Linked DNA regions of Homo sapiens: region 2 is linked to region 1. The links are chromatin loops, found by intact Hi-C in ENCODE. Cell type or tissue: Calu3. All regions are shown on one strand.

Evidence for each region. A loop is a pair of places that touch in the nucleus more often than their neighbours do. Peaks named below come from ENCODE experiments on the same cell type or tissue, not always from the same donor. Only the 100,000 strongest peaks of a DNase experiment are listed, where the experiment ranks them.
Region 2: a loop joins it to region 1, with 9 times the contacts of the local background. A loop is called at or near these places in 6 of 110 quality-filtered maps.

What each region holds. Positions count from the first base shown.
Region 1 is chr2:47,075,744-47,078,243 of GRCh38, forward strand. TTC7A (tetratricopeptide repeat domain 7A) reads left to right here. Exons shown (of 20, transcript NM_020458.4): 20 at 1-380. Among named protein-coding and RNA genes, the nearest start is that of STPG4, 78 kb to the right of the region's middle. In Calu3, no CTCF peak of the experiment used is centred here; DNase peaks (open chromatin) are centred at 1,268, 1,658 and 2,015.
Region 2 is chr2:47,015,598-47,018,097 of GRCh38, forward strand. The region is part of intron 11 of TTC7A (tetratricopeptide repeat domain 7A); the gene reads left to right. Among named protein-coding and RNA genes, the nearest start is that of TTC7A, 76 kb to the left of the region's middle. In Calu3, no CTCF peak of the experiment used is centred here; a DNase peak (open chromatin) is centred at 1,144.

The DNA.
Region 1 (2,500 bases):
GTGGATTTGAGCTGGTGAGAGTGTTGCTAAGGCTGGGCTAAAGCCTGGAGAGGGTAGGAGGAGGCAAGAGGGGTCCAGGCAGGGCTGATCCTGGCCTCTGACCTGTCCAGGGCGACCCCTGAAGCCCCTGCTGCCTCTGGGCATTGCTGGGAGAGGCCAAGGCAGGACTCACGTCTGAACAGAGATCCCCTCGGGCATTGCTGATGGGCCACCTTCAGCTGCAGGGAAGAAGCCTAGGAGAGGAGGCATGGGAGGGACCTGGGCCTTGTTCAGATTGGCCACCTCTGCTGAGAAGTCCATACCAGTACACCCCTAATAAGTTATGCCACATACCAACGTACTGTGGATATTATAACCTGCATTAAAACAACTCTAAAGAACGCTGCTCATTTACACAGAAGCTCTGTTTCTTCCTGTACCCCAGGGGGTCACCATAGCACCCCCAAGGCTGCAGCCACCTCATTTTGAAGACAGCTGCCCTGAGGCTTCCCCTCAAACCCAGGGCTGTTCTTGGCCGTCTGGACTCTTCCCTCTTGCCGCGCCTCCCGGCGGCCTGGCCTCCCCCAGTGCCCACCCTCCGCGCCACGCTCAGCCAGACATTGCTGTCCCCATAAGGAAGGGCTTTGCTTGCAGCCTTTGGGTGCCCAGCTTCTCTTGCTGTGGCCTTATTTTAAGGTAACACATTTACAAGCTTGAGTGATTGAACACTTGGTATCAAACTTCTTGTCATGTACCCTAACCCCCAGCTGATGGCCTCCTTGGGCGAGAAGTACAGGCCACCTTAGGTGGCAGGGGGTGTCTGCCAGCCTGGGGGAGAGGCTTAGAAACTCATCCTGCCGGGAGGGGAATGGAGGGAATGTGGAAGGAGGGAAGGCTCTGCCTTCCTCTTCTGACGGGAACAGGGTTTCCCAAGCTGACCTTAAGTTGGTCGAATGTTGGAGAGTCACGCAGCGGTGGAGACCTGCTCAGGGCCCCAGGCACTGCCTTACCCCATTTGCCCATCTGCAGGCCCTGTGCTCACAAAGAAACCCTCACTGGAGAGTGAGGCACCTGGCTCCTGTGTCTAAACACACCATGCTGGGACCAGGGTTAGAGTCTGGGGACAGACCTCAGACTGCCTCTCACCCCCTCAGACTTCCACCCACGTGCCACTTTCCAGGACACAGCTCCCACTTGTGCACTTACATATGAATAGTGTTTCCTGCAGGCACAAATATGAATGGCATTTCAGCCGCCACCACCCAGACTCCTTTCTGGTACCAAAGTGCTCATTGTTGCACTCCTATCCCCCACCCAGCACTCAGATGTCGTCACTGTGCAAATATTTCTTGGGCTTGGGAAGCCTCTGACTAACCAAACCTCCCCATCCGCCTAGACTTTGATGATGACCCACGGGCAGGGAGCCTCATGCCTAAGTGGCCTGTGAAACTGACCCATGAGGTACTGATCCAAAGGATCCTGAGAGGTCAGGGAGTTCCTGACTCGAAAGGATCCCCCCACCACCCGTCCCCTGCCAGAAACTTCTTAGAATTTTCATCAAGCTCTTTCAGTTGCAAAGAACAGAGACACCCTGAAGGTAACTCAAAAGATAAGAGGGAGCTCACTGGAGCCCTAGGGCAGGAAATGGAGTGCCCAGGCCTGGGGCCAAAGCAGCCACACACCGTGAAGGAGACAGCAGGGTGACACTGCAGTCACCAGTCTGAGCTTGAAGGTGCAGCTCTACCACTACGAGCTGTGTGGCCTTGAGCAAGTTTCTTAATCTCTCTTCAGCCGTTTCTTCATCTGTACAATAAGAATGGTGGTATAGTGCCTGCTCTGTGGATTATGATTAAGTGATCCTAGAACAGTGCCTGGCCCATAGTAATTGCTCAATACACATCAGCAATTATCACTCAATACACGTGAGCAATTATCTTCTCTGCCTTTGCTGGCTCCACCCTCCTCTTCCCGCTACTGACTTCACGGAGAGGTGCTGCTCCCCTAGAACCATATTCAACACTGCCCTGGCCCTCCAGCCCCACTCCTGACTGACCTACCACCTACAGCACTTTGGCCACTCCCCTCCTAATGGCTAAATCTTGAACGAGAGGATCTGATTGGTCCCACTCATATTTCCATGGGTCACTAGGCAGCCCGCAGACTGATTTTCCTTGGATAGGTGCCTTCTCTTGATCCAATCAGCTATGACCAGGAGCCATGGGCCTCAGGACACATACGGCTGCTTTTGCAGCTGGAGTGCTAAGTGGGCAATGCCCTGGGCCCTTCTGGTCCCCTGCCTGTGTCAGCCCATCACGCCATGCCATGTCCTTTCTGGGCAATGGGTACAATGCAGGTCCCTCTAGAGAGGGCAGACAACAGAACACAGCCCCTTAAACACCCTCCTTTCTCCTTCGCATCATCATCACCTTAGGGTCCATCCATGGAGGGGCTCCTGTCCTGCTTCTGGTCTTGGAATGAAGATGACAATGGGAATAGTAACATGCCTCCTGCACTGTACTGC
Region 2 (2,500 bases), 60 kb before region 1:
CATGTCCGCCATTATGGGGTAGCTGTGAATATCAGAGATGACATGAAGAGTGCCCCTGCTTAGCACACTGCGGGTACCTGCATGGTTGCTATCACCGTTACAGCCCCTTGAAAATAGCAGGCACACAAAAAGGATGCGCCTTGATGTTTTTGACTTCATTTTTCAAATTCAGGGGTGGGCAGAGCCAGGAAGATGGATTAAGTGTTGATGAGGCAGGGGAGAAAGAATGCCAGCCCTCCTGCCACCAGCTTGTAGAAATTGGAAAGAGTGCCTACTACTCCTCCCAGGGAGAAAAAAAGGGGATTTTTCAGTAGAGCAGCTAACAGCAGGTTCCGGGCTCGTGGGAAGGAACTAAGGAGAAACTGGAGGTGCTGTTAAAAACTCTGCGGGCTCAGAAACGAACTTTCTGTAGTTCCCAGAAAGAGAGGAACGAGGGTGAAGATTCCGAGGGCAAACCTTTTTGGCTCACTGCAAGGTGAGGTAACCCTTGAAATGGAAGGCAGTCCTGGGCATTAGCAGAGTGTGTGAGCAAGAAGCCAGTCTGTGTAGGGACCAAATTCGAAACACTGGAGAGACAGAGGAACTTGTAAAGTCACAGGAAATTTTCCCTTACTTATGTAACACAAAAACAAAGGATCAAAACATTATGTCCTTCAATGCATCCTTTTCCAAAGGGTCAGAGAGGAGAAAAATGAAACCCTCCAGAGGGTAGCTGTGAATCAGCATCAGGAGACTGGGGTTGGAAACAGTTCTGCTACTTCCTAGACAGGTGACCTTGGATAGGTCGCTTCAGCTCAGCTCCCTGTGCCCTCAGCGCCTTCTGCTGTGAAACACCAATGCCATCAGGTAGCTGTGGTGCTGTGAAAATGCCAGGGGAGCCCCTAATCACTCTAGAATTGCAGAGGACTAGGCAGGGAAAGATCTTCACCTGGGTTTTAGTGGCAAGGTTCCATGGCTGCCCTAGATAAACAAGGCATTCAAGAGCAGTGTATCACTGGGAGAAGGAAGGTTGAAGAGAACTCTGGAAACTCACCCTAGAAGTATTTTGATGAGCAAGGAAAGCCCGGTGCTGTAACCTGAGCTTGCTGCAGAAGCAGCAGCCTGGACTACAGAGCCACCAGCTGTTAACTTGGAGGCCACAAGGAGGAAGTGTCTGGAAAGGGCACATGAGGTGCTAGGCAGGGAGGAAGACGTCTGGAGTAGAGCAGAAGGGCAGGCGCTGGGCCAGTCTGCAGCCATCTGATTAGAGCAATTTTTCCAGATCGCAGGTGGGGCCCATTAGTGGGCTGTGAAATAGAACTCTTAAAAAAAAAATTTGAGGCCGGGCAAGGTGGCTCACACCTGTAATCCCAGCACCTTGGGAGGCCGAGGTGGGTGGATCACCCGAGGTCAGGAGTTCGAGACCAGCCTGGCTAACATGGTGAAACCCCATCTCTACTAAAAATAACAAAAATTAGCCAGGCATGGTGGCGGGCACCTGTAATCCCAGTGACTCGGAAGGCTGAGGCAGGAAAATCGCTTCAACCCAGGAGTCGGAGGTTGCAGTGAGTCAAGATCATGCCACTGCACTCCAGCCTGGGCAACAAGAGCGACACTCTGTCTCAAAAAAAAAAAAAAAAAAAAAAAAAAAATTTGAGACTGGGGTGGTAGGTCATGCCTATCATCTCAACATTTTGGGAGGCTAAGTGGGAAGGGTCGCTTGAGCCCAGGAGTTCCAGACAAGCCTGGACCACATAGTGAGACCCACCCTGCCTCATCTCTACAAAAAATAAAAATAAAAAGGTAAAAAGTCAGCCTGGTGCAATGGTGCGTGCCTGTGGTCCCAACTACTTGGGAGGCTGAGGTGGGAGGATCGCTTGAGCCCAGGAGGTCAAGGCTGCAGTGAGCTATGGTCATGCCACTGCACTCCAGCCTGGGTTACAGAGCGAGACCCCATCTCAAAAATAAAATAATCAAAACCTTGAAATAGACTGTAGATTATCAGAGAATAAGATAGGAAATACTCCAGTGTATTACCCACAGTGGGGTGAGTGGACCCTGGATAGGGGATGGAAAGCTCGACCAGCTCAGCATAGTGGACTGTGCGGGCCTGCGGAGGTGCCAACTTATGCTCATGTAGAGTCACTCCTCTGTGGCTAAGGATCTGGCTGAGAGACAAAAGGCAGGCAGTAATGTCTACTCTCTGGATTCCAGAGGGTCTTTGATGCCACTTCCCAATTTGTCATGTAGCTATGAGGAACCAGGACTATACTCAGATGACACTTGCCATCAGAGACTTAGGCTGAGATATTTTTAAAACCATGGAAGATTAATTGTATAATACATATACAAAATATGGATATATATATATTAGTATATATGAGTAGTTGTAATTGATATACATATATATATGAACCTGGCTAGCTGCAGTGGCTCACTCCTGTAATCCCAGCACTTTGGGAGGCCAAAGCAGGTGGATCACTTGAGGTCAGGAGTTTGAGACCAGCCTGGCCAACATGGT